Regions from separate parts of the Mus musculus genome. Here all the other regions are linked to region 2. A link is a loop called in an ENCODE intact Hi-C map of the cell type or tissue named here. Cell type or tissue: left cerebral cortex. All regions are shown on one strand. Links, peaks and the distances in the headings refer to the core of each region. The heading gives the core; the rest is flanking DNA. Region 1 holds the start of Lrrc6 (leucine rich repeat containing 6 (testis)). Region 2 holds the start of Phf20l1 (PHD finger protein 20-like 1). Region 3 overlaps Lrrc6 (leucine rich repeat containing 6 (testis)). Region 4 holds the start of Kcnq3 (potassium voltage-gated channel, subfamily Q, member 3). Region 5 has its middle 12 kb from the start of Lrrc6.

The links. Hi-C counts contacts between places; a loop is a spot of excess contacts. Peaks named below come from ENCODE experiments on the same cell type or tissue, not always from the same donor. Only the 100,000 strongest peaks of a DNase experiment are listed, where the experiment ranks them.
Region 1: it touches region 2 in a loop (2.7-fold over the local background); 4 of 42 quality-filtered maps call a loop at or near these places.
Region 3: a loop joins it to region 2, with 8 times the contacts of the local background. A loop is called at or near these places in 4 of 42 quality-filtered maps.
Region 4: it touches region 2 in a loop (3-fold over the local background); 4 of 42 quality-filtered maps call a loop at or near these places.
Region 5: it touches region 2 in a loop (2.6-fold over the local background); 4 of 42 quality-filtered maps call a loop at or near these places.

Annotation. Positions count from the first base shown.
Region 1 is chr15:66,497,138-66,502,925 of GRCm38, forward strand. Lrrc6 (leucine rich repeat containing 6 (testis)) reads right to left here and starts at 3,773. Exons shown (of 12, transcript NM_019457.2): 1 at 3,638-3,773. The coding sequence starts at 3,647. Gm31006 (a long non-coding RNA gene) reads left to right here and starts at 3,728. Exons shown (of 5, transcript XR_384154.3): 1 at 3,728-3,828; 2 at 4,464-4,503; 3 at 5,274-5,349. In left cerebral cortex, for the core only: no CTCF peak of the experiment used is centred there; DNase peaks (open chromatin) are centred at 3,344 and 3,761; H3K4me3 peaks cover 1,018 bases; H3K27ac peaks cover 875 bases.
Region 2 is chr15:66,573,799-66,579,586 of GRCm38, forward strand. It overlaps Phf20l1 (PHD finger protein 20-like 1), which reads left to right and starts at 3,774. Exons shown (of 21, transcript NM_001081409.1): 1 at 3,774-4,049. In left cerebral cortex, for the core only: no CTCF peak of the experiment used is centred there; DNase peaks (open chromatin) are centred at 3,104, 3,704, 4,206 and 4,589; H3K4me3 peaks cover 2,004 bases; H3K27ac peaks cover 1,445 bases.
Region 3 is chr15:66,473,929-66,479,716 of GRCm38, forward strand. All of the region lies in intron 3 of Lrrc6 (leucine rich repeat containing 6 (testis)), which reads right to left. Among named protein-coding and RNA genes, the nearest start is that of Gm31006, 24 kb to the right of the region's middle. In left cerebral cortex, for the core only: a CTCF peak has its summit at 2,136 (motif pointing left); DNase peaks (open chromatin) are centred at 1,813, 2,173 and 2,631; H3K4me3 peaks cover 910 bases; H3K27ac peaks cover 2,535 bases.
Region 4 is chr15:66,281,334-66,287,121 of GRCm38, forward strand. It overlaps Kcnq3 (potassium voltage-gated channel, subfamily Q, member 3), which reads right to left and starts at 5,296. Exons shown (of 15, transcript NM_152923.3): 1 at 4,503-5,296. The coding sequence starts at 4,891. It overlaps Gm27242 (a long non-coding RNA gene), which reads left to right. Exons shown (of 5, transcript XR_875391.3): 1 at 1-1,117. In left cerebral cortex, for the core only: CTCF peaks have their summits at 3,266 and 4,489; DNase peaks (open chromatin) are centred at 2,596, 2,772, 3,261, 4,098 and 3 more places; H3K4me3 peaks cover 3,499 bases; H3K27ac peaks cover 3,377 bases.
Region 5 is chr15:66,510,114-66,515,901 of GRCm38, forward strand. No RefSeq gene overlaps it. Among named protein-coding and RNA genes, the nearest start is that of Lrrc6, 12 kb to the left of the region's middle. In left cerebral cortex, for the core only: no CTCF peak of the experiment used is centred there; DNase peaks (open chromatin) are centred at 3,402, 3,923 and 4,826; H3K27ac peaks cover 2,156 bases.

The DNA.
Region 1 (5,788 bases), core at 577-5,576, 76 kb before region 2:
GGAGGCCCTGGGGTTGATTATTTGAGACTTCTTTTGTCTACCTTGCCCAATTTTGCTTTTTTACCTATCTGCCCCAAGAGTTGCCCAGAGTAAATCTCTAGCATGCTAAGCATGAGGAATTTGTTTTTTGGGAAGCCCAACCCAGAAGTACTGATAGCCATAGTGGCCCATGAAACCTTATGCTAGGCTAAGATAGATGTGGGTTTGAATTGAAGTCTTCTGCCAGAATGGCAACATGGATGCTGGTAGTGGCATTCAGTGGGACACAGGTGGTGTTCCACAGATGGTGTTCCACAGATGCTGTGCATTTGTGCATTTGTGAAGCTCTGCCCGGTGTGAAGCAGTGGGGGACCATCAATGGAAAGGAATGCAATAGTGAGTGTGACCTGTCAGGCATGTCATTTAAATGACAGGTCCATATAGGAGCTCTGACTAAGCACAGCTACCAGGGAAAGTGTAAGAGACCCTAGTGGACTATTAAAAGCTAAATGTGGAGACCAAGGGGAAGGAATTGCAAGTATATTAAAGAGGTTTTTATCTTGAAACAATAGGTCAGGGAAAGCTAAGTGCCAGGACAAGGCTAAAACATAAGAGCAACAGAGTCTAGATTCCAGGATGGGGTCCTGGAGAGGATTCACATTGCCAAACTGCACCAACTAAACTCTAGACTATAGATACATCATAATACATTATAATATCATATATCATGTTACATATAACATTATATATAAAACATATGATATTATAATATATGTTATTAATAAAACATCAGAAACAAAAAGAAGCAAATTTGCATTTTGGGCAGAATGGCCTCATTGGAGACACTGCTAAGACATGTCTGGGAGGAAAATTTATAGCATTGAGTGTCCATGGTCAGAAAGATATAGAGCAGAGACATGACATCAGCTTCCACTTTAAGGTTTGTGGAAAGGACAAATCAAATTCAAAACAAAATAAACTAATAAAGATTCTAACAAAAATCAAATGACAAAGAAACCAGGGAAAAATCAGGAAAAAAAATCAAAGCTGATGAGGTAAGAAAGTGAAATTTGTAAACTTTATTCTGACTTGGCAGAAAAATGGATGGAATAAATTGCCAATTTTTGTAATGGGAGATAATACTACTATATAAACATTAAAGGACATATATAAACATATATATGTATGTATATATCTAATATGCAAATATTAAAGGATACAGAGAATATTGTAAATATTATGCACCTCCCCTAAAAATTAATAAAGATATGTTAAATTGTTTAATAAGATGAAAACTACCAAGCTCATTAAAAACACAAGGGTAGATTAAGGAGCTGTCAGTCACCTCAAGTAGCTAGATACGGAGTAACAAGCCTTCTAGCAAAGAGAATTTAGGCACACATGTTTCCACAGATAAACCATACCAACCATGTAAGGAAAAATAGACTTACCACAAACTCTTCTAGAAAACTGAAGACATGTTAGCAAGCAGAAAGCTATTCAAGGTAGAGCAGGGGTGTCCAAATTTTTTTTTTTTTCTGTGACTAAACACCATGACCAAAACTAACCTGAAGAAGAAAGGGTTTATTTCATCTTATAACTCCCAGATCATGATCTGTCACTGGGAGAAGTCAGAACAGGAGCTTGATTTGACGAAGGAACCATGGAGGAATGATGCTCACAGTCTCGCTCTCCATGGCCTGCCTGCCTGCTCAGTTTACTTTCTTGTACAACTCAAGACTCCCTGACTGTGTATGGTATCAGTGGGCTAGGCCTTCCCACATCAAACATTAAACAAGAAAATACCCTCACAGACTTGCCTGTAGAACAATCTGATAAACACAGTTCCTCAACTGAGACTGTCTTCTCAGATGACTCTAATTTGCAGTAAGTTGACAAAAATTAATCATCACAGAGAGGAGAGTATGTCTAAGAAGGACCCTAAAATCTCTCCATTCTGTCTTAGTTCCTGGGATCAGATATTGGCCAAGGTGGTTCTCAGCTCTGTGTTACCTCCCATAAAAATGGATCCATTGGTCATGGTTCCCTGACCCTGACTTGGAACATTGGAGAAAGAGAGAGAGAGAGAGAGAGAGAGAGAGAGAGAGAGAGAGAGAGAGAGAGAGAGAAATGCATGGAAAACATCTGAATCTGGCATGAAATGTGTGAGCACTTGTGACAGTGTCATTCATCTTGTTCTCTGGACTTCATTTCAGGCCACTCTCTTCCGCCAGTCCTACATGGCTAATTAGGTACCTGGTGAAAACTCTCTAGCTTCTCAACAGGACATTTGTAAAGGTGACCTCTTGCAGATTTCCAAGGCAAGAAGAAACCCCACCATCTTACTCTCCTTCATTATTTATGTTTACCATCTTACATTCATTCAGTAAACTCTCCACAGCCCCTTCCTTCCTCCCTCTCTCCCTCCCTCCCATCCTCTTTCCTCCTCCTCTTTTTCTGAGACTCCCAAGTGCTCTACTGCTGAACTGTGCCCCAGCCCCAATCACAGTCTCTTGACTAAAAAATATTAATTATGGAGGATGAGATGACTCAGCTGGTAAAGAATGAAGGCATGAGTCTAGATTACTAGCATCCATGGAGGAGGGTATGTCTGTAATCCTAGCACTAGAGAGGCAGAGACAGTCAGGCCCCTCTAACTCATTGATCAGCCAGTTTAGTGAATTTACTGAATAGAAGCTCTATTTTAAATGAGAGATCCTGATTTAAAGAAAATACAGTGGGAAGCAATTGAGATGTTAGATGCCAAACTCCAGATTCCATATGCACACAAATGTGAATCTGCACACATGTATGCATGCACACACACACACACACACACTTATACACATATGGTGATACTTTGACAATGATAACTGTATGCAAATGCCATTTGTTAGCATCAAAAATTCCTTGATAATAGAAATGATTCAACCTAATCTAAAAACACTTACTCCTCACATCGCTTTGAGGACAGTTATAATAGCTTTAGATAAACACTTTTACCTATTTACTAAGACTGTAGAATAAAACCTTGCTGTGGAAATGAGGACGCTGAGGTTCAAAGATGGGGTTCCAGAGCAAAGTTATAGAACTCTTAGGATGGCCATAGAGAAGGGTGTGTACCAAACCATGACTCTGAAAATTGGTGCCCTCTTCCATTAGACTGCACTATCTTATTCAGCGAGATGGTGGCACACAGAATGTGTCACACAGGACTTCACAGCCTAACCAATCATGTGTTAAGGCTGAGCCATCCCGTCTTCCCGAAGTCCCTTTCTCCCTAGAGCCCACTTCATAGACTGGGTAGCTGCTGGCCAGTGACAAGTAGAGAACATGGCAGGCACTTGAGAGGACATAAGGAATCTGAGGGGACCTCAAGAGACCTGATAAGACTTAAGGGACTTGAAGGGACCCAAGAACTCCTGAAAGGATTTAGGAGGACCTATAGGATAATGAAATATCGTGGTGGGACTTCAGGGGGTCTTACGCAGACCCAGAAGGACCTAAGGGATCTTGAGGGAATCTGAGGAGTACTGGGCAGAAGACAGAGAGCCTGGTGCAGCTGAGGCACCTGGGGGCTGGCCCTGCGGTGGGAGGAGGGGAACTGGCTGGCCGTGGGGAGCGGGTGCTGAGCCCACCGAGGGTGAGGGTCGCTTACTTCGGCCCATGGTGCTTTTCTGGATCTCTGGTCAGGGAAACAGGGAGACCGGCAGGCAGGATTTCCCTCAGCCCTAGCAGCTGCGCCTCTCAGAGTGTGGGACGCAATCCGGGAGTCATGGCAACAGGGATTCTATGGCAGCCGCAGGAGGTCAGGTGGCGCTGGGTTTCCTGACTTCCGGAAGAGAAGCAGTAAGAATAGCAGTGGCAAGCTCCACTGTCCCTGACCTAATCCTGTTCCCTGTCCCCACCTGTGGCTTTCTTTGGAGCAGTCCTGCCCAGATCAAAGAGTCACAGGGAGCCTTTACTTCCTAATGGGATCTTTCCCTGGGCGTGTTTTCTGCCTGTTTTCTCCGTACTCTCAATTCTATTTGACTTGTGAAAAGTCACGAAGATTTGATTTGGCTCCCACTCTATTTATTAGAGTTGTGACCTTAAACGTCTTTAGCATTTGTCCCTGAGTCTAAGACAAATAATAAGCTGAACTCAAACAAACAAACAAAAAAAAACTTTGTGGAGCTTAAATAATATGTCTGAACTGAAAGACTGTTTTAATTTTGTTTTTCTTTTTAAATTATTGTTTAAGAACTTAGGACTTAAAAAAAATATGTTCATTATAGATTAGTTGTTACCATTCAATTACAACCTTTTAAATCATAGCTCTACGTTCACTCACTCCCTACAATTATATATATATATACACATTCATACATATTATACAATTATATTTTTATGACCTGTCCCACTTCGCCTACACACCACCCCTTTAATTCTAAGGCACAGAAGTGTCCTTCTAAGCTCACAATGCATGTCTGGTATTTTCCTAGTCCCATTTCTCAAGTGTCTGAAGACTCTAAGAAAAGTTGGGTAAGATTAATCATTCCTCCTCAAATGTTCAGATAATATTTAATGTGGCACAACTTAGTAAGCGAATGTAGGTATGCCATAGTTGCAAACGTAAATATAACTCTCCATTTGCTTTTTAAAAATGCAATTTGTAAAAGGTTTTTATTTTTTAAATCCTCTAGTCACAGTAAACCAGTACAGTGCATTGCGCTTAATTTGTGCAGTCTGTATGCATTTTAAAAGATTTATTTAAAAAAAAAGATTTACTGAGCATTGCTAAGTGCAAAGAAATTTATGATTTCAAGAGGTGTCTGTTCAGCGTTGGCTGTTGGCCATCATAGGCTGGGTCAGGTGTAGATGAGGGTGTGGATGTGACAGAGACAAGAAACTCAACAGGCATGGCATGGAGGAGGGCAGATGATGGTCATCAGTATGGCCTAGATGGAATTGCACAGAGGAGTTTTGAACAGTAATCCTGAAAGAGTAGATAAGAAATAGTGTGCCTCACTGGCCAAGCCTGAAGTACTGAATCGGAATGATAGAATTTTAGGCACCATGTCCCCTTAGTGGGAGAAGTACTTTGGAATTCCAGGAGGTAACCAATAGCACTCAGAATAAATTTAAGTGACATCTACTATCTCTACAAATATGCCCAGTTCTTCATTTCCTGGGGTTTTTGTTGTTGTTGTTTGGTTTGGTTTTGGGTGTTTTTTATGCAGAACAATGTAGAACAGCTGTCTTTAGACATATGATTCAAACCTATATGCTTATCTCTGCTTGGCACCGGTCAGATGACTCCGTCTCTGAGAGTTACACCTTCCCCATTTCCACCTGACGACAGCACTGGCAATATCTCTGGCTGTGCCTGTGAGTACTGAAGTCAGATTACTCTTGGACATCAAGTGCCAAGAGAGCTTGAAATATTACCTCTGCTTGAACTTAGGAGTTTTGACAGCAGGGGCTTATAGAAGCTAAAAAGATCCAGATTCTCAGAAGAAGCTGGTACCCACGTATTCCAGGTAGAATGGTAAGTTTCTAAGATAACGAAAGCCTGAGATCAGGCTCAGGATAAAGGATTTCAGGACTCAAGAGCAACAGTTCTCAACCTTCCTAATGCTGCCACACTAATACTGTTCCTTATGTGGTGGTAACCCCCAACAATAAACTTATTTTGCTGCTACTTAATAACTGCCATTTTGCTGCTGTTATGAATCAAAATGTAAATATCCTATATGCGGGGTATCTGCTATGCCACCTCTGTAGGGATCGAGAGCCACAGTTTGTGAACCGCTACTCTAGAAGTTTC
Region 2 (5,788 bases), core at 309-5,308:
TAATCTAGCTTGCTCCAGAGATACACCCTCTCTGCATTATGAGTGCCACCATATCTGCATGCCCACTCAGAATTTCATGGGTTCAAGTTATCCAAACCCTAGTCCTTATACTTACATAGAAAGTGCTTTAACCACTGAGCTGTGTTTCTAGAGCTACATGAAATTTTTGTTAGTTTTATCACATCAAATGCTCCCATTTTAGAGTAGATTATGCATTACCCTCTCTTAAAATAAAGTAATTCGTAAAACACTTCCAAAATATCAATAGGACTGTGGTGGTTTGAGTGAAAATGGTTATCATAGGCTAAAGAGGAGGGGGTGTCACTATTGGAAGGTTGTGACCCTATTGGAGTAGGTGTGACCTTGTTGGAGGAAGTATGTCACTGGGTGTAGGCCTTAGGATTTCAGAAGCCCAAGCTCAGTCCAGTGGCATACCTTTTCTTCCTGCTGCCCGAAGATTCAGATGTAGAACTCTCAGTTACCTCTCCAGTACCATGTCTGCCTGTATGCTGTCATGTTTCCCTCATGATGATAGTGGACCAAACCTCTGAACTGTATGGCAACTTCAATTAAATGTTTTACTCATGAGACTGTGGGACAATGGACCATGCAAGGAAACTTGATATAGTTGAGTGGGTCCAGAGTCCTTGGCACCCAGGTACCCATCTGAGATGGCAGGCGGCTTCCTGCTCCTTACTAGATTCCTGGCCTGGAACACGTGCCACACTTCCCTCAAAGGAAACATGACCTGTGGTCACCTAGCCCAGATCAGAGTTCTCCATGCTAACCTAGAGGCCCTGAGGGTTTAGGAAATAAGCTTCCCTTCCTGGAAATTCTTTCCTGCAAAAGTTATTTAATATCTGGTCCACCCTGAGAAGGTGGTTTGCACCCATTTCCCATGATGAGCAGTCAATAAACAGTTTAGAACTAAGGACTGTCTCTTTCATCAAGAACCACCATGGGGAGCATGGAGAAAGACTTCAATACCAAGCTGTAGCCTAAGTTTCCTGCAGAAAGCTTCCCTCCATTCCCAGACAACTGCAACCAAGCTAAGGACTTTTGCTGATGAGCTGAGGCAGAGTTCTCATCTTCTCTGACCCTGGGCTTTTTGCCATCCTCAGCCCCTGTGGCTTTCAGCTCCACTTCCAACTCTTCACGGCCCAGGGGTGCCTAGATACCCAAGGGTTTGGGAGCCCCTGACCTGACTTCATAGTTCTTGACTCCTTGGTGAGGTAACTCAGTGGTGACTGGGTATCCAGAAGCTTGGGAACCTCAGCTTCAGCATCCCACATCTTAGACTGTGTTTACCCAGCCCCTGGGAAGACTTGGGGCTTCCCTAAAGCCCAGCACCCAATGGCAGCAGTGCAGGGTAAACACTGTCAATTTTTGCTTCTCCAGCGGGTCCTCTGCACCCCAGCAGCAGGGTGGAATGCAGGCCCTCAGAGACTCAGTTTTCATCACAAACAATTTTAAACTTTTTCATTCTTATGAGTATCTAGATGGACATTCAAAGTTCATACATGGGTTGGTGTAATTCTACAAGATAAAGAGCTGCTTATGTACTCCAAGCTGTTTAGCAGACCCGGTAACTCCTCATTAAATAGAAATTTCCCATTGCAATTTAGTGACAACCAAATGTGGCACTCCCATTTTTAACATGTGTTCCAAGGGAGGGTATTAACTCCACAGGACCACAAGTCACTCAAGCCACTCAAGCCACTAATGCACCTAAGACCTCATTCCCATTTATAAAACATTCATTTTTGATTTGACTATTTTACACACTTGTAACATAAATTTTAGTCATTTTCACACCTGCTTCCCCTTCTCACCCCCTCCTTCACTGGAACTCCTCTTCTAAACAAGTCTCAGCTTTACTTTCATGTCTCCATTTTGAGTGTTGCTCAATGAGTTTGCTAAGGGTTGCTTGCCTGAGTGTACATGGTGGTCCCTCTCACTTTTATTCTATGGTGTGCCTTTGAGGGACTCTGTTTATTTCTACTTGAAACAGAGAATGATCATGCTGGTTGACACTCAACATAGTAAAGAGTATATACATACATTCAGAAAAAGTATATATGTATATATACATATATATATTCAAGCACACATTTTTAAATGAATGCACACATATATATGTAATACACACACACATCTCTTTCTTTATCTATCTATCTATCTATCTATCTATCTTTCGTCAGAAACCTGACTTAGTGGTACTGTCACTGATGTGATTTGTAAACTTTGTTCCATATTCTGCACATTGCTAGCATCTTTAAATACAAATTTTAAAACAATATAGTTTAAATAGCATTTAAAGTGAGACCTATAGCCTCAAGGGGGACTAAATTCATTAGATTCTAATATTTTCATCCCATCTAATGAAGGGTTGACACTTCTTCATTAAATTTAGATTAGACTCTGAAACAAATGATCCTGATTTATAAATATATGTTTTTTATTTGACAACATTATACATTTTATTGTTTAAATCAAGTGTTGTTTTAAATTGCATGTTTGTTTTAGGTGATCCATAATTCCTACAGTCATCCTAGTGTATCAAGGACTTCTACTGCTAAAACAGTAATTATTGCAAACATTGTAAATCACAGTACTGGGGGACAAAAATATTTTAGAACTGTCTTCTTGCATTGGCATTTTCTTGTGTGTGTGATCTTACTTGTATTCTAATTTTACAGCAAATTAAATAACCGTACATAATATTTTAAAAGTGGAAAGTATAATTCTGCCTGTGACAGAAAAAAGATTCTAGAAATAATAGAAATATTAATTGTATTGGACCAATGAGAACCACAGAGGATTAAAAAGAAGAACATAAAGACAAATATCATCTCAGAACTGTCTTATTCGCATTGTTTGTAGCATCACTAAGCTCAGTATAACTCTGCAACTATTAGATATATATTTCTTGAATGAATGTCTTTTGAATAAAAGGATGATTATGAAGATTTTCTCAATTTACCAAATCTCTTGAAAGTCAGAGAAAACATTTCTATTTTCACTGTACACGATGAAGCAAGATAAATATAAGTGTCATTTGTATGCAGTGATGCACTTTTAAAACGTGGGAGGCAGAGTGATGGAGTGGGGAAAAAAATAGATGTTTTCTCTCAGTAGCACTTTGAATGATAACTTGTAGATCTTCTCAAAGTTGGGATAGGGATTCTCCTGCTTAATATAGACTTTGGTACATGGTAGGTGTTCAACAGAGGTAGTCCTATACTATTAATTGTGAAGACTTGTTCTATTAGTACCCTAAACTTCTTAGGAATTTTTAAAGATTCTTAAGAATCTTTTATTTGTTTTATAAAGATTTCTGAATTTGGAAAGTAGTATAAGTGTGCAGTTTTGATTGTCATGTGATATATTTATAGCAGAGTGTCGTGACAAAGTATCCATTCAAAAGAGACAATTCTGATTTTGTAATACAGATCATTGTGTCTGTCCTTAACGTGGGATAGAACAGACACGGTGAAAAGTGTGTGGTGCATTGACAAGTTTGCCCAATGTGTCAAGTAGTGGGATTTGTTAGAAACCAGCAACAATCACAAAAGGCCACCATCCTCTTGACCCCACCAAGGGGAATCTAGAGCCCAGGTCTTTTCTATGTGTAAGTAGCCCAGCCTGGCCGAAGCCCCACCCCCAGAATAGTCCTCCAATCGGCTGCGCCGCGCCAGCCCGGCCCTCGCGTACCACGTGACTCAACCCAGCCCGCTTCCGGCGCGTCGCGGGCGGCTGACGTCCCCGGCCGGCGTCGCGTCAGGGCTGGCCGGCGGCGGTGGTGGCTGCGGAGGCGGCAGCGGCGGCAGCGACGGCGGCTGCGATGGTAGCGGAGCCGGAGTGGGCTTGAGGGCTTCCTCCCGCGTTTCCTCGGGCCGACGCGGCGCCGCGGGCCCGGCTCACTCGGCTCCCGCTCCCTCCCTTGCTGCTGCCCGGGCAGACTCGAACGAGGCCCGCGCTGGCCTCCCTGACGCGCCCCGGCTCGGCCCCGGACGGCCCGGCTGCTGTGCGGAGACGAGGCCGAGTCGGTAAGAGGCGGCGGAGGGGCCTGGAAGCTGCCGGGTCCCCGGGCTGCGCTCGCGCCCGCGTTGCTCTCGGCCGGCGTCCCGCTCCCTGCCATCCGCTGACCCTATTGTCTGCGCGCCGCCGCGCTACCCCCGCCTTCCTTCCCTTGCCGGGCCGGCGGCTGTCAACCTGCAGCTCCCGGGCTCCGGGCCAGCCGCGCCGCGGCCTTTCCTGGCTCCCCTTGACACCCCTGCGAGCCCGCCTCGTCCCCTCTGCTTAGCTTCGCGGTCTTTCCCTCACCGCTCTCTAGCTCTGTGTGTCTGTCTCTTTCCTCTCACTGTCATCTCTGCAAACTTCCACCATCCTTACAACGAACTCTTTTTTACCGCTTTCTGGTCTTTTTTCATTTCTCTTTTTGTTTCCTTCTCCCCTTTCTCGCTCCCTGTTCCACAGTTTCACTTTAAGGGTCTGTCCAATAGATTGTCTTTCGTAAAAGTTCCTAATTCTGCCGCCTCCCTCATTCTCCTGTCTCCTCACAAGAGAATGGAAATCGTCCCTGCCTTTTGAGGTCCTCATTCCTGAGAGTCACGGGGGATTAGATTTACAGGCTGGAAGTTTGATCTTAGGAAATGTTAGCATAACTGGCAAACTGCCTCTTCGGATTCTATTTCTGTACATTGAAGTAACAGCCTTGTATGTTGCACACTTACAAGATTTCTATTTAAAATATTTATGTTTGTTCCCATTACACCTAGTGTGTCCTGGCTATGAATCTTAACCTCACTGATGCCATGTCAGGATATTCTATATCCCCTTAGGCACGACCTTGTAAACTTGATCCCCCATATTTTTGTAACAAGCGTTGATGCTATTTCTTTTCTTCCCTTTTCAGATTAAAAAAAAAAAAAAAAAACAGGAAGGGACATTTGGAATTCTGTTTGCTCTTAAGTTTTACCTGTTTTAAACAGTGGCTAAAACATTATAAGATTTTTCGTTTGTGTGGGGATTTTTCATTTGTGTGGTGTTTATTTTTTTTTTTTTTAAGCTAGAAAGATCCTAGTGAGTAGTAATGTAAGAACATGTTCTAAGCATCTCCCTCCAACAAGAGCAGCGTTAGATTCCTGGTCCCCAACCCGTTGTATTTTGATAAGACCGTGCTTGCCAGTTATTATTTTCATTCCACTATTGATACCTTGAGAATATATGCATTCTCTTCAAATACTCGGTAGTCAAAAAGGCTGCACGTGTGCTAGGCAAGCCAGTGTGGCCAAAAGATCATTAAATACTTAATGTAAATGGGCTATAGTGAAGTATAGTGAAGTAACGACTCCTGCAGGTTTTTTTTTTTTTTTTTTTTTTAATTGTCATTATGGGCACAATGTTGAGTTAATAATAGAAACCTTACCCAGAGTCTGGCATAATTTGATTATGAAATGTGAAATTTAAGAAAAATCACTTGAAGCCGGGCGTGGTGGGGCATGCCTTTAATCCTAGCACTCGGAATCTCAGCACTCGGAATCCCAGCACTCAGGAGGCAGAGGCAGGCGGATTTCTGAGTTTGAGGCCAGCCTGGTCTACAAAGTGAGTTCCAGGACAGCCAGGGCTACACAGAGAAACCCTGCCTCGAAAAAAAAAAGAAAGAAAGAAATAAAGAAAGAAAAAGAAAACTCATTTGCAAGTCTTTATGTTAAAATGATGCTATGGTGTGCTGTTGAGATAGTATGCACTAACTACCCTGATTTTCCAGAAAGGTTGGTGAGAC
Region 3 (5,788 bases), core at 229-5,228, 100 kb before region 2:
CAATAAATTTGGTTTGTTTTATCTTTAGGTTTAAACATGAATGTTCCATAATCTTGGTTTAGCAGTATATTTGTTTCTACATATTACATGTGTGTGTATTAAATCATATATTTTCAAGATTAAAGTCACCCATGGAAGGGTATGATTAAAATTGGATCAAAGAATAACTGAGCTGTCATGTAAAATTAACCTAGACTCTACTTAATAAACTAACATGAGTTTAAGGCTAAAAGTCCCAGCTCCAACAGCACCAAAAGTTTCTGATCAGCCCCTGGTCCCCAAACAATAGAGATGGATAATGGTGATGGGCACAGAGAGAGGGTTTCATCAATGGGGCTGTGTTGTAAGGGGCAAATGGAAAGAACCAGCAACTCCAAGTCTAACCTTAGGGTACTGCCAGAGCTTTAAATTTTAACAAGAAAATGGGATAAAGGGCAAGCGGAGAGTATAAGTAAATAGTCACGGTCAACATGAGCACTCGCTGGTCATGTTATGAGTTCTGATCTTCGAGGTGGTCTCAAGAAGTCCTGCTCGCCCAGGAGGACAAGCTCTTCGGCTGTCCTGGCCACTCAGACTCAACGCTATCATCCTAAGGACAAGGGTTCCTAGTCTATGGGACATAGCACATCTGGCTTCTGAATGCACGGGATGTGATGCTTGCCCACCAGGACAACTGTAAACGGAGCTCCCCAGGGAATGGATGCACTTGTATTGATTGCTGCTGCTTGACTGATTAGCACCTCGTGACTGTGGAGAGCTGGGATACTGTAGACACTAAGCCAGATTGCCTTCAGCTATCCTTAGTCCCTTCAGGGCCATTTAGCACTCACCTTCTGTGTCTGATCCAGTGTCCTTCCAACTACCAGGCAAAAACCTTCAGAATGTATGAAATTAGCAGATCATGAGCTTCCAGCAACTCGGATGCCAGACAGCATCAGAACCTGCAATGTGGTTCTCTCTGCTTTGCTGTAACCCACTGACCTAATTTCCCCATAACATATCTGGTACATGACTTTATGTAGTGACATGGGAGCTCATGGACACTTTCACTATAGACACATGATCTGGGGGACACATTCTAGGTTATTTATAGGCCCTGGCCCTCCTACTTGGCTCAGAATAAATAATCTCTTGCTACCTGCGAGGTGAGAACCATGCATTGTGCTGACACTAATATTACATTTACCTTGGGAAGCTCTGCAAAACATTTAATGCTATTTTTCTTTCATGTAAGAAAAGCCTGATTCACAAGATGCCAGCAAGATGAAAATGTCATGGTTTGGGGTTTTGCTATGGTTTTAAAAATGAAAATCTCAGGACTCTCTATGTGTTCATAATGGTTAAAACAAAAACAAGTTTTTACTTTGCTTAGATGTGGTCTAAATGTAAAAAATATTACACCGCGTTTTTCATGTCACAGATGAGCATGTCCCAAGGTGGCCAACCGTGACCAACCCTTCTCTGCCAAGGCAATCATTCTCTCCTCCACCCTTTGCTTTCTATCCTAAAAAAGACCATCAGTAGTAGACTGACCCATCTACTGGTCACAAACACTTAGTGCCCTTCCCTCCCCTCCAGGTTAGGGCAAGATTGTTCTAGGAGACGATCAGCAGGTACCTCATTCTACCCTGGTGAATCCTAAACGGAGAACAGAGAAGAGGGGGAAGAAAGAGAGAGACAGGTTTCTTTGTTTTGCTTTCCCCATCCTCCCCCTCCTCCTCTTTCTCCTCCTCCTCTTCTTCTTTGCCATCTAGGAAAAGAAGGGGGACGCCATTCCCTTTTTTAAGAAAAGTCTGAGATTTACTGTAGCAGATGGACTGAGTCATCCATCCATCTTCTTCTCTCACATCTAGCCCTTCAAATCAAACCAAAAGTACATGCATGCCAGCAAAAAAAGGGAAAAAAGAAAAAAAAAAGTAAAAAGAAAGAAAGAAAAAAGAGTCCCTTTTCTCTTTATGTTTCCCCTACACACTTCTAATCTTGATATGCATGTCCCCAAACTAGCCTGTACCCAGTTCCCCTTAGGGCTGGGAGGCACAGTACAGAAGGGAGCACCTGCCCAGACAAAGGTTAGAGGCACACAGCTGTGACTGTAGTTTGCAAAGTTCAAACCACAATAGCAACGATGTTGCCCTCTAGTGGTAAATTATCAGAACGTTTGTTAAAAGGGAAGTCCCCGACCAGCAAGAGCTTCTCAACAAAAACAAGCCCTGGATAGCCCAAAACAGGAAGGGGTGTCATTAACTTTCTGACAATTACATTAAAATGTATTACCATGAACTTAGTGCTGAGTGAATGCTGCCATTCCTTTTGGCCACAAGCTAACAGTGACAGAGCTGCCGTGTACACCAGTAGTGACTGACTACTCTTCTAAAACAGGAAGATAGTGATAGAGCTCTGAATCTCAGTGCTGATCCTGATTTGGGGCTTTGACGCTGGCAATTTCCAGGTTTTGAGGATAGAGATTCAAAAGGAACAATGTGTATTTATGACTGTGGGCTGTCACTGAGATTACTCTTTCTGCATGGGGAGGCAAAGAGACTAAAACCCCTGTCCCAAGTGAACCCCTCCCTGTTTTAGCTATTGACAGATGGGAGTTGGGTGGCAGAGCAGCTTGCCTGCCTCGGCTCCCCGCCCCTCACTCTGCAGCAAGGCTGACAGTCAACGCGCTCCACCCACTCACAGGGCACACAGCCCTGCCACACACAGGAGAGGTTGGCCAGGGAAACCACCTCACAGCTGTGAGCCCACACCAGCCACTGGACACACAAGACTCTCTGTGTTTACTGTGTGACACCAAACTAACCACCTCAATAAAATAGCCCCGAAGAGAGAGTGGCGATCAAGGAAAGGCATCCAGGGAATGGGAAAGATTAAAATCAGAGTTCTAACTGCATCAAAAAAAATATCATCCATGATATCATCCATCCAACAACAATCGCACCACAGAAAAGCAGCGATCGGTGCAGGAGGGAGTGAGAAGGTAGAAATTGTGGCCAAATCAGAGTTAATTGAAAATGAAATGAATTCTAGAATGAGAAAGAATTAACATAATTATTCTGGGATTTAAATCTGGTGCGATGTCTCAGACTGCAGAATAAAAAGACAGACTAGTTTAAATAGACATGCAGCTTAGGAGGCATGGAAGTTCCAATGAATATAACCACATCCAATTAATAGAGATGGGGTTATGAGAAAGAGGAATGATTTTAAAAAGACAATAAAGGAAGAAATGATATCTGAAAATAAGATAGGAGAAAAAAAGAAAAAAGGAAGTAGGGAGTAAGGAAAAATGTCAAGAATTCTTTATCTGGGAAACTTCAAAATATTTTTTTTTAACAAGTAAACAAAAACTGATGTTTTTGCCAACAGAAGATCTACCATACAGAAATACATTAAATGGCATCTTTGAGGTTGAAATGAAGACATGAAATGAAGATATGAAGATATTAGAATCAATGTATCAGCTGTTGTGGGTAGGGCTTTTGCAGTCACAGTGGTAAACTCCAGGGCTATAAGCCACTGGGTGGCTATTCAAGTGTCATTCAAGATACTCTGTCCTAACACACAGCCTGTTACCATACAGGGTTGGCAGTTGAGAAGCGTGGACAGGGCATACCAGGCAGTGTGGACCAGCAGTGCAGAGCACCAGAGTTGACCAGCAGTGTAGACTAGCAGTGCAGAGCAGCAGTGTGGACAAGCAGTGTGGGCCAGCAGTGTGGACCACCAGTATAGACCAGCAGTGTGGACCAGCAGTGCAGAGCAGCAGTGTGGACCAGCTGTGTAAACCAGCAGTGCGGACCAGTAGTGCAGAGCAGCAATGCAGACCAGCAGTGCAGACCAGCAGTGTGGACCAGCAGTGCAGAGCAGCAGTGTAGACTAGCAGTAGTGTTATGAAAAGTGACAAGAGCCACACCAAAGAATCCCTACACACACCTACCAAAGAATCAAGGACCCAAGTGCCCATGTTTAGGGCCTGTGAGGTCAAAGTCAGTGACATCCTGAAGAGACGGATGTTCAGAGGTAGAACATGTATCTGCAGTGATGTATCTTCGGCCCAGAAGGAGATAATGCAACAAAAAGTTAAAGTCATGAAAACACATGTGTTCATGATAGTTCTGATCCTTCCAAACCTGTTATTTAGCATCTTCAAATTCAAATATTACAAAAAGGATCCACAATAGAAGCAACTATGTGAGTAAATGCAAAAGTCATATAAACTCACTTTTTTTGTACTTTTCTCTCTGAGCTTATTTTTAAATGACTATAAAAATCAGTCATCATAAATCTGTACTGAGGGGTAAGTAATATATATATAAAGATATGGTTTGTGGTAACTACAGCAAAAGGGAAAGACAGCAGCATGAATACAATAGCAAGGTCTTGTCTACTGTTGAAATTAACTTAGCATTAACTGGATCTAGACTGTCCTAAAATAAGATACGAATTTTAATTCCTGTGATGCAACAAAGAGGGGAGGGGAAAGGGTGAATAGGGTCAGGTATGGGGAGGGCAGGAGAGAAGCCCAGAGGGCCAGAAGAATGAATGAAAATAAGCAGCCTCAGGGGATGGGATGTGGGAGGACCTTCTGGAAAGCACTAGAGACTAGAGAGGAGAGAGAAACAATCAGAGCTCTATGGAGGTCACTTAGCCAAAATGCCAACATTAGAGAGAAGGAACTCAAAGACTCCACCTCCAGTAGATAGACAAGTCTTCAAGTAGAGGGACTGGGTTACCAACTTATAGTCAAAATTTCTGACCTAGAATTTTTTTCCTGTCTAAAGTGGAAAATAGACTGAAGGATCCCAATTTGGGATCCATCTTAAGGGAGTGGACACTAAAGCCTGACACTACTACTGATGTTATGATGTTCATAGAGACAGGAGCCTGGCATGGCTGCTCCTCTACTGTCAGGAGCCATAATAGGACAAGCATATTACTAGCAGGAATCTTTCCTAAAACTAGCAGCTGACTGAGACAGATGCAGATACTTAGACCCAACCACTGAACTGAAGTCAGAACCCCTATGGTTGAATTAGGGGAAGGATTGAAGAAGCTGAAGGGTAGGGCAACCCCATAGAAAGACCATCAGTCTCAACTAACCCAGACCTCAGGGAACTCCCAGAGACTGAGCCACCAACCAGGAGCATGCATGGGCCAGACTGAGGCCCCTAGTACATATATAGCAGAGGTCTTCCTGGTCTGGCCTCAATGGAGATATGTGCTTAATCTTCAAGAGACTTGAGGCCCCAGGGAAGAGGGGAGGCCTAGTGGTGAGGGGAGCATTCTCTTGGAGGTGGGAGGGGGGAGAAATGGGATGAGGAACTGTGAAAAGGGGGACCAAAAGGGGTGGGTAATGACTGAAATGTAAATAAATAATGTAATTAAAAATAAAAAAGATGATTAAAAAATATATAGTGGGTGTTAGAAATCCAAACGTGGGTCCTTCTGTTTGAGGGCAAATACTTTACCCATTGAGCCATCAGCAAAAGAATTCTTGATAGCTAAAAAGGTGAAGCATCCATTCTGCGTGCCTATCAACCAACAAACACAAGATGTGGTGTCTCTATGGTGTGCAATATTATTTACCCATGAAAGGAAAGGACGTACTGAGACATCCTGCAGCGTGGAGGAGTCATTGTGCCTTAAAGGAGGAAGTCAGACACAAGAGACCACACTCGCTGCTGCTCCATTTGGATTGTGTTCAGAAATATGGGGAAACAAGGTGATCTCGAGCTGTCATTTGTGGGTAAGGAGGGGCACGAGTACAGTAAGTACCGAACAATAT
Region 4 (5,788 bases), core at 223-5,222, 290 kb before region 2:
CTTTACATCACATATCAGCCATCAGAGGACAAAATCTGATGCTGAAAATGGTGCCATGGTCCACAGAGGACCATGCAAGAATCTAAGAAAAGACAGTCTATCCTTTTATTTAGCCAAGATTCTCAGCTTGGCTTCAACTGAGGAAGATGTCTATAATTCGTGCATATTTGGAAATCAACAAATGTGACAAACTAAATGGGGGAAAGTCCACAAGGTCTCAACCCTAGACAAGAACTGCAGGCTACTGAGTGGAGCTGGAGAGGTAGTTCCCCAGGGAAGATTCCACCAGTTGGTTAACCAGTGTCAAATGGTCAGTCTTGAAGACATACAAAGAAGTACCACGATACAGACTAGACAGGTTATATTTAGGAATACATATGTATACACAAATACATATGTGCATGTAATAACTATTGATTAACAAGCAGGTCATGGATTTGAAGGAGAGTAGGAAAGGGCCTATGGGAGAGTTTGGAAACAAAAAAGGGAAAGAAGAAACATTGTGATTAAAATAGAATCTTAAAAATAAACAAAAACACAATACTATTGGCTATTGAAACGATTACCTTACCTTTCCCTTCATACAACTCAGGAAGCTTGAAAGTGACCTGACAGAGGAGCAAAGATCAAGGCAAGGAGATCAGACAGGAAAGAGAAGAATGAAGTGAGATTGTTGTGGAGTAGATTGGATGTGGATTTCATGGGGTTGGGGGAGAGGGGGAGAAAAGGTGGTAGATTATACATGACCAGGAGGAGACACAAAACAGGAAGTATTTGTCAAATCTCTTTATTTTCATATGTAGGTATTTTCCATCAACCCCTGGGTAAACTCTTCAGACTAAGGCCAGCAGCCAGGTCTTTTCTGTTCTGGTGCTGGAAAAAAGCAACCAGCCTTGCCTGCCAGATGCTCGGAGCCAGCCCCCCTTAGAAAACAGCAGCAGGTGTTTTTCCAGATCCTTTCCCTTTGTTTTGCTAACAGGTGGCAAGGGACAATACCCAGCTGGCTGCAAAGACATGGCCAGGGCAACAGGATGCCTTCCCAGTGCCAAGCTAGCACCAATGCCAAGATGAAGACAGCATCACTCTCCCAACAGGCTCAGGACAATGATAGTATCAGGTATGTGTGACTTCTAAGTAGATCCTGATTCAATATCAACTGACTGCTGAGTACCTCATGTACACTTATTGTGTCATGATTGCCAATTTAAGCATGAAGACCATTCTTCAATGCGGCAGGCCCACCATCCTCAGCTTCCGGGTCGTTCCTACTTAGTGCCTGCAGAACCATATATACAAACTCAGAACCCACCATGTTTCCTGTAATATCAAAGTTTGCCTTAGCCAAAGACAGGGCTGCAGTGATCTTTTCTTGAAGCCAATCAAGAGCTCCACCTCGTCCATCCACCACCCCCCCCCCAAAGCCCAACACTTCCAAGGATGATTCTCCTCTTAAAACCCCGTGGTGCTGACTCCAGCTGCTTACTGCTGTCGCTGTTGTAACAGTAAAGCTGTTATAGCAAAGTCTTGATTAACTAGAATCCTGAGAGAATTCTGCTATGTATCCACACAGCAAATGCTTACTAAGTACCTATCATGGGTTCTATGGTCTCCCAGGGCTTGAGAATAAAAAGAAAACAGAAAAGAGAGAGAGAGAGAGAGAGAGAGAGAGAGAGAGAGAGAGAGAGAGAGAGAGAGAGAGAGAGAGAAATACATCCCACTTTCACTCTCAAGAAGCTTTTGGGTTCATGGGGCAGAGAAGCAAGCTCATCAGCTCAAAGCAGCACACATAATTCTATGCCTGGAGAAGGCATAGGGGGCAACTTGAGCCTAACCAGATTGAAGGCTGAGAAAAGGTACCTAGTGAAGGTGAATAGCTAGGAGCAGGGGATGGGCCTTTGAGGCATAGGAAGCAAGATGGGAGAAATGATTGATTTTCACGTTTATATTTAGGACAGAAAGGGGAGAAAGAAACCTCACTTGACAGGCCTGGTTAATTTACAAAAGAAAGAGAGAGTACTGAACTATGAGCTCATGGTCAACCGAATTTCTTGGTCCCCTCCTGCCATTAGCCACAGCCCAGCACAGGATAATGGGCACTTCACAGTCTGAATTTTAAAAATTCTGCAAAATCCAGAATTGTCAATGAAGCTGTGTTCCCTTGTCTGGGCTCCTCCTGAGCTTGAGGAAGGATGTAAAATGAAGCCACTTGGTAAGCTTATCTGAGTATTAGGAACCCAAACCCAGCCCAAGAAGAGCTTTCCTATAAAGCATATCTTTAATCAGAAGCCACAAAACCTAGCCCCAGCCCACTTCCCATTTTCCTAACAGTGGCTCCTAGGTTCTGATCGGATCCTGGTTTGATTTCCTACTTGAGCTAGAAAAAATGATTATCAAGAGCCTTGCATTATCAATGGGCAATGGGCACCCAGCAATGCTCAGCAAAATGCCCCAAGGATCAGAAATGGAATCTGAGTACAGCCAGAAAGCCAGATATGTTTAAAATCATTATCCCTGCGATGCTGGACAACTGTCTTTATCTCCTGCAGCGGTCAAATTTTCATCCATGAAGCATAAGTTACAGGCATTACCTCATTGTGGTCACGTGAGAAACAAGCACAATGTGTATTTATCTGACAATTCTAATGGTCTTAAGTTTTGAGGTCTTCTCTGGGAAATTCTGGCTATAGGTTTGGCACTTACAAGCTGGTTTCTGAGATATGAACAAGCATACAGTAAAATAACATTGTAGCTGATTCTATAATAGTCTTTATCTATTCTCTCTGCAGACTGGGCAAGGCAAGGCTTCAGATTCCAGCTAGAAAAGGTGGGAGGAGAAGAAAGAGGGAATCTCAAGCTTCAATTAAACACCAGGCTCCAAAGGCATTGAACACACACTGAACACAACTTTATGCAAAGGGACATAGGACCTGCTCTCAGATAATTTGTTCAACCTTTTAAAACTACATATACCCTAGCATTTATTTCATTTCAATTTGAACATGGTTCTAGAGACCAAAGAATGAATGCCAGCTAAACCTCATTTCACTATGAAAGAACAACACATGTTAAGCTTTGGGTCAGATGCTTTCTGAAAATACAGAGGAATCAAAGGCTTGACCAACCAAAATCCAAGTCCCTGGCAAGGTACGTCATCCTTATTCTTGCTGCTTCCTGAGTTTTCAGGGATGCATTCTCGAAAGGCTTTTGTAACCTGGAAGAAACCTGTTGCACAAAACTGCGGTCCTGTGTGGACGCCCCACCTGGTGGCCAAACCAGGAAAAGCTCTTCCAACCTCAAAAGGCAGGCAAGTACTTAAAAAACAGAAGACATTCCCTGACTTCTTCCCTCTTTGTCAGTTAAGGGTCAACCGGAGGGAAACCAATTGCCTTAAATTGGAAGGGTCAAGGTAATAGTCTACTTCCTACCCAAACCATGACAGCCATACAGCTTCCTAAGCCAAAGCCAGGAAGCAGCTGGTATCAAGAAGTGCCTTGTCACACACATCCAAGGTGTTGTGGCACTCAGGATTCCAGTCCTGGGTGAGGAATCCCTCTGATAGTAAGTACCCTCTCTTCCTTCTTAAATACGGGTGTGTATTTTGCATCCCAGGAGTCGGTACATCTGAGTTCCATTTTTCTTCCGCCCTAGCATTTACTTTCTGGGCTAGCATGGAGATTATTTCTAGAGGAGTCCCAGGGGACAAACTTCCCACCGGACTCTTGGGTGTCCAATGCCCTGGTCAGCCAAACCACAGATGGGCAACAGTTGTACCTACAGAGATGGTAGAACCTAAACTATGGGATGTTGCACATAAATCATACGGATGTTCCAGCATCAAATAGCTTCACCTTACCTATGGCTCAGCTAAACCCTTTGGACTAAGCTTGGAAATCCCGCCCCTTTTCTATTCTCCTATTCATTTTACTAAAAGAACACAAAGACCTGCATTTTGGTCTGTCTAAGCCCCCAATTAAAGCCAAACCCATTATTCTTTTACTTCAGCATCCATTCCAAGGAAGGGAAGCACACACATGGAACACGCACGTACACAGGCACTATGCCTATGGGCAGTGTGCACCGCTACTATCCTCAACTCTGGGATATATCATCTAAATTGAGTGGTGATTGCAAGCTATCCACCCCAAGAAGAACCGGTGCTTCTGAAAGGACCGTTTTTGTCCCACTCAACTGCTTCATTAGAAATATCATCTATTTCTTTTAAGCTTCCATGACAATATCCCAGAACATACAATAAATGCGCACTTTTGCGCACTCGCCAGTTCAAATCTCCAACTCAGCTTGAAAGCCTGCTGTCCCAGGCACCAGAAACACTCCGTCACACCGCAGAGAACCATTGGCTAAGGCCAAACTGGTGTCCCTCCATCCCCAACCCAAGCCAGAGAGCACTTCTGAGTGGCCAAAGACACAACACTATGCCAGCCCTGGCCCGAACCCTAAGGTGCACGGCCGCCAAGGGGCGCCCCGAGTGGCCAGGTACTCACACAAGCGCGTGGTAGAGCAGCGCCCAGCCCCGCGGTCTCTCCAGGGCGTCATAGATCAAAGTTTGGATGCGCCTGTACTTGGCGTTGTTCCTCTTGACTGGGCGGCTCAGGGGGGTCTTTGCCAGGAGCCCGATGCCCTGCGGGGTCCTCCTCTGCCCCTCTTCGCGGCCACCGCCCTCCAGCAGCAGGGTCCCGTCTTTGTCGGCTCCGGCCCCTAGCGCCAAGGTGACTTGCTCCACGTCTCCTGGCGCCAGCCCCACTTTCCGCTCCTCGTCGCCGGCCACCGCCGAGTCCCCTCCAGCAGGGTTAGCGGCCCCGCCGCCGCCGCCGCCCCCTTCGCCGCCGCCCCCGCCAGCCGCCCCCGCCGCCCTGCGAGCCTTGAGACCCATCTGCCTCGCCCCCACCGGGCGCTTCGCCTTCTCCGCTGCTGCTCCGGGAAGTAGGAGCACTTGGGGTACGTGGACGAGGCGGCGGCGGCGGCTGCAAGCCCGGGAACTCCAATGCCATGATCCGCGCGCCCCTCCCCGCCCACCCCCCCAAAAGCAGGCAAAGGCGGGCCTCCCGGGGGCCAGAGGAGGTCGGGTGGGGAGTCAAGGGGTCACATCCCGAGCGGGTCCTCTGTGGGACCCGGAGGGGCGCAGGAAGCCGGGGTCCACGGGGAGCCCGTTGAGGGCGCGCGAGGCTGGCGCGGTGGCGCTAGGGCGCGCGACGGCGGGAGCCTGGCACCGAAGCTCCAGGGAGGCGGCGGCGACGGCGGCACCCGGGCCGGCGAGCCCGAGACAGCATCGCAGTTTATTTACAAGCCCTGTGCCAGCCGTCCTCCCGCCCGCCCGCCTGGCACACGCGCCGCCGCCTCCTCCCTCCTCCCCTCTCCCGCCCGCGCCCAGCCCGCTGCTCTAGCCCTAGCCCCGCTGCAGCGGCAGTAGCAGCAGCAGAAGCAGGCGCGCCCGGGCGGAGCGCTCACCACCCGCAGCGTTCTCTGCTTCCCTCCCTCCTTCGCAGGGGTGGGGCTCCATCGTCCCGCCCCTTGGTTGCGGGAGGCCCAGGCGGGGCCCCGCCTCTCCCCGCCGCCCCCCTACCCAAGACAGCCTTGAGGTCCAGCATCACCAGGGCTGTGAGGCCTCTACTACTGCTTCTGCTGGGTCATGAATCCTGAGGCCGTGAAGCGGGAGCTCCCCAGACCCCGTGGGCGTTGGGGTTTCCCCTGAGCGAGAGGAGAAATTAAAAGGGAGTAGATAGAGGCTGAGGCTGCAGCTTTATGTTCAGTCTCCACCCTCCACCTCCTC
Region 5 (5,788 bases), core at 461-5,460, 64 kb before region 2:
ATTTCTCTAATTTGGATGGGTAGGAGGAACCCATAACTAATTTCAGAAGTCAGTATTAAGGCCCTGGGACCAAACATAGATACCAAGACTGAAAACGTTTTATCCACCTTGGAACTTCTATTCTTCTGGGTAGGATTTCAAAATCACAAACAAATGGTTGCTACATAAGATCGAGGACTATGAATAGGGTAAGAAAGAAAACTAAGGAAGGAGAATAGAGGAGGGATTCTTTGAGTAGTCAGAGTAGGCCACCAATAATCCATGGGTGAGACAAGGAAGTAAGAAGGTACCAGCTGTATGGAGAACTTCCTTGGAAAAGAGCAAGACAGAAAGCTCTTGGTATAGAGAGGACTTAGCCTTCTAGAAGGACGGGAGTGGGAGGCTGATGTGGACTGACTGGTAAGTGAGTATGAGATGCTATGGGGAGGCAGACAATCAGACAATCAGAGGGGAGGGGACAGGGTATGACTCCAAGTGCAGTGACTGGAGTGTCCTTTATCCCAGTTTTGAGGACAGTTGTGGCTGCAGCGTAGCCGTGAATACTAGGAGGTCTAAAGAGGGAGGCAGGAACAACAGACATGAGACAGATAAAAGGGACATGATAACAAGGTGGGTGGTGTATCAGCTGGTCTTCAGGGAGAACCGTAGTTGTGGAAAGAAGCAATTGTGGCCAGGATGGTTTGGAAGAAGAGACCTTGGAACCTACTGAGGAGGAAAGGAGGGGAATCTGTGAGCTTTAAACTTTCCTGGGTGCCTCACTGGCTGAGATAAAGAACAATGAATGGAGAAAAACAGAAAGAATGAACTTAAGTGTGGATTCAAGGTCTTGGATCCTTTAAGATTGTGATATCTGTTTCTGCCCTCCTATCAACCCTACCCCCACCCCCACCCCCCACACTGCTATTTCTGGGCTTAGTACTTGTCAAATTTGATTTAAAATGTTTCTAGCCTGTATTTCTCCCGAGCTGTGAAATTCATGGGGACAGAAAGCATTTATTTTCTATTTTTGTTTCCATAGGACCTACCATAAATTGCTATTCATCAAAAACATTCGGTAGCCAAGAAATGTTTGCTGAATGAATGATGCAATAACACAGTGTTTGAGAGTCCATGCTCAATACTAATGCAAAGCAGAAATCAAATAGGGAATATTTTCTAGACATTGGCTTTATATTCGGACCACTAGGTGACTTCTTGTGCTACACTGGTGACCAGATAGCACAATAAAAATGATTTCTTCAATTACCCAATGAGCATTTTGGGAGCAGCTCCTACATACAAGCCATCATTCTGAGCACTTTGATGTTCTCAAAAGCAACGCTGACAAGAACTCCCTACAGAAGCTTACATTCAACACAATGGAGGTGCCACTGTCACCCTGCTCAGCCAGAGTGTGATTATCTCAATGAGTAAGAATTAGGTCCAGGGTAACTGTGATTTCCCAAAGTAAATTTATTTCACTGTTGAAATAAAGCAGTCATCACCAGTCTTGTCATCAGTAGGTAGGTCCCACCTGCATTGACTTATAATCTGGAAGCTTCACCTGTATATAGAAGTTGACTTTGCTGATTTACAGATGATGATGAACTAGGAACACAGCAGGGTGTCTTAGTTACTGTTCTAGTGCTGGGAAGAGACACCATAACCATGACAACTCCTCTTATAAAAGAAAGCATTTAACTGGAGCTTGCTTACAATAGCAGAGTTTTATCAGCATGGCAGGAAGTATGGCAGAAGGCAGGCAGGCATGGTGCTGGAGGAGCTGAAAATTCTACATCTGGATCTACCAGAAGCAGGAAGAAACAGTCACTAGCTCTGCCTTGGGTTTCTGAAAACCTCAAAGCCCACCCTCAAGTGACATAATTCCTCCTAAAAGGCCACAGCTACCCCAACAAGCCTACACCTTCTATTCTTAAATAGTGCCACTTTGACGAAGAAGCATTCAAATCTATGGGCTTATGGGGCCATTCTTATTCAAACAACCACGGGCAATAAGAGCTTTTCCATAGGTGGAGAGTTTATGACCTCAGCTTAAGTGTTCCCGACTCCAAATTTATAAGGTTTTCTATCACCAAGTCATACTACTTTTGCTTTCAATGCACACCACCATTAACTGTATGCTAAGTTACCATCAAATCCATAAAACACTAACTGGGAAGTGGTCCTCCAGGGACTACGTGGTTATCTCCTCTCCCCTAAGCATTTGAAGCTAGATATAGAAGATATACATTGGCAGCTTAATGACAAGAGCACACCCTGCTCTACAGAATGTAAATTCATCAAGAAGATGAAAGTTTCCCATTGTCTACAGTAAAATGTGGATGGATTCCTAGGTACACACACTGTACCTTTGCCTTCAGAATCTCCCTGTGCTCTATTGTGTTGAAGATAGTTGTTAGATGCCCAATACAGGTGCTGGGAACCAAACCCCAGTCCTTTGAGAAAGCAGCACGTGCTCCTATCCACTGAGCATTCTCTAGGCATCCCGGTTTTGAGTGCACATGTGCACATATGTATAGACCAGAAATCAACCTCAGAAGCCTTTCTTGCTTGTTCTCCATCTTATTTTTTGAGACAGGTTCTGACACTGACATGGAATTCATTAATCCCTACAGACTGGATGATTAGTGAGACTCTTGTCTCTGTAACCATAGTGCTGGGATTGGCAGCTTGTACCGCTATACTAGGCTGTTTGTTTGTTTGTTTGTTTGTTTCACATGGGAGCTAGGATATCTGAACTTGGATGTTCATGGTTGCTCTGGAAGTTGTTTATTAACGAAGCCATCTCTCCAACCTCCCTATTTTTGTTAATGAGACATTTGAACTTCAGAGAGCTTGAGTAATTTCCCTGAAGTTGCAAAGCTCTTAGAGAAAACACAGATCTGATGTCTACCACTTCCTGTGTTGCCTCTTTCTTGCAAAGCTTCCTCTCAGGGACAACTCTATTGTGGGTTTTCCATGCTGACACTGTGGCAACAAACTAGACTCAAGTCAATATTCATATTTTTGTTCCTTTAGTACTATGAAAGGACATATAAGATAATTTCCAAAGTCATATTACAATGATGTAGACACCAAGATGGAATATTAGGGAATCTGACAGAGTCAACATTGGAATGTATATGAAAAAAAAATGAAAGAAGCTCTCAGATGACAAGTAAAATTGTTTATATATGCATGTATGCACATGTGTGTATGTATGTATGTATGTATGTATGTATAAGTAACTAACTAGAGTTGAGGAGGAGGAGACACTGGGTGTCTTATTCTGTGGTGTACTTTAACAGCCTGCTTCACATTGGGTAAGAAGCAGATTGTTAGTTCTGGTTCCAGAGGCTGAAAAGTTTAAGATGTAGGTGTTGACTTTGGGCCAGAAGTTTCTTACTGCATAATCCCAGGGAAGAAAGTGGAAAGGCAAGGCAAGAGAAAGTGAGAGTGGGTAGAGTGTGCCCTTTTATAACAGCACCAATGCCACCCACACGGCTTCATCTCCTCCTAAGTAGTCCTACTCCTTGATGCTATACCAATGACACATTTCAATCTGGGTATTATAAGAGACAAATACTCCAACAACAGCACCAGGATCAGCACAAGACAAAATTGATCTGCTTCAAACACTGCCCAGTCAGACATCATTTAATAGATTCACCTTGCCAACATTCCCTGTGCACCTCCTCAACTGGCACCAGACAGGCCCCTGGAACAGAGTGATCACACTCCTGCAAGAGAGAGGATCATAGGAAGAGAGAAAGGAAAGGCACACTAATAACACTGAGTGAAGTAGGTTTTATTATGACCCTTTATCCTTCCGATGGAGTGTCTAAAGCTAATTCCCCATGTGTCCACCTTGCCCCATGTTGAAGATGACATTGGGTTGACAGTAGTGCCATGTAGCAACTGATGACACTGCCTCCAGAATCCTCACAGCAGGGCCTGGGCTTGTCATCTGGTAGATCCCTCTGCTTCCAACAGGGCAATGGCATATGACTAACCACAGATGACAGCTTCTTTACAGTCCAAAGTCGCTCTATGTGGCCTGTTTCCACAGGCCTCCAGTCTTGCAAACCAGTTTCCTTTGATAAACATTAAGGTGTCCATCTTGGCCTGCATGTACCTGCACATATATTCACACATGTACACTCACATCATATATACATCAGTGTATCATTCAGAAGGGAAGGATGATGAGGAGCAAATACAAAAAGAAGAGAAGAGAGAGGAGAAAAAAAAACAACAGGGAAGACTCTGGAATGCAATGTTTGATTTTATTTTGCTTTTTACAGACAAGAGAAAAAAAGAAAAGAAAAAAAGGGATCAACAGACCAGCCACCACTGGGTTTCAGTGAACTCCCATCGTATACAATCTGAACTTGAACTGCATTTACACAAAGGTAGCTACTTTGGTTGGGATGGGCTAGAGAATCAGCTGCCCTACATTTTTGCTAAATGCAAATTCAAATGTAAAATGATTTTTGCATTCGATTGGAGTCTTTGCACACTGTCTTTGTTTCTACCCCCACACTGGCATCTCGCTTTCTTTGTTTTTATTTCCTGTAAAGCTACAAAAGCATGAGAGGGTTTTTGCAAAGCAGTTGCCAGTATTTAGCATCTACCTGCTTATTTGCCTCCATCCCAAGGTACCCTGTCTGGTCCTCCAGCAGGTGTAGCTAGCAGCTGTAGCAGACTTTACCCAGCATGGGCAGATGGATGGGGTGCAGCTCACACTGAGGGATAGTTTTTGAGGGGAAAAAGATAATCAGACCTTCCTCAAGGCCTGCTAGGGAAATGTGGCAGAGAGGCAACATGTGCCAAGTTGGCAGGTGCCTGTGTCTGCTATCGTGTGTGAGTAGTAGTGGGATTCCTGTTGGGGTGGAGGCTGGCATCCTCAGCAGTGCAGGCTGATCATTCTGCATTTCAGTCGCTTGCTGTAACCATAGTGGGTAGGTCTTAGAACAGATTTGCTCTGGGGATAGGATGGGGATGATGGCCAATGAGGCTTAGAGACTTGGGGCAGTGGAGCCAGCTTCTGCCTTCGTTGGGCCATGTGGCTTGGGGCAAGCAAGGCATCCACTCTGACAAGTGACCTCTTCTCCTTTAGTGCAGTAGAGCTATAGCAGACCCAAGTGTTTCCCTAATCTTCCCCCCACTACCATGCAAGCACTTCTCAGCCTGAGGGAATAAGAGAGGACACACCAGACAAGGCTCCAGGCTCCATGTGGGTAGCATTCTTGTAGGATGAAGGGGAACTGTCATGAATGGTTCCTGGATTTGATTTTCATGGCAGCAACATGATACAAAACTGTAGGAGAGATCTGCAGGTGTATTGGGGGAAGCAATTTGGCTCCTGCAGATGCTCCATTAAGGAGGCAGTTGGCTTATGAGTCATTAAAGTCACATAGGCGTCTGCCTGTAGCAGATGTCCTGAAGTGGACAAGACAATGGATTTCTCTCTGCTTTGCAGCTCATTCATGGAAACACTGGGATACTACTTTTTGAGATCAGTGAAATAGAAGTGAAAATGGGTCATCATTCTTTGGGGTGCTTTTGTTTAGTCTTTCAGCTCATGGAGAAATTTCCCTGAGTTAGCATTTTTGATGGGGATGGCTCTTGAACTATTTGATCTTTGAGCAACAGTTCTTCTTATACCCCTTTCTCAGTAGCAATCTGTAGTGGGGAGAACACTACAATAGGTCGGACAAGCCTGACCCACTTGAAATTTAGAGCTCCTACCTTACTTTCTTGGGAAAGTCAAGATGCCTTTATGTTAGCTATGTGATAAATAGAATGA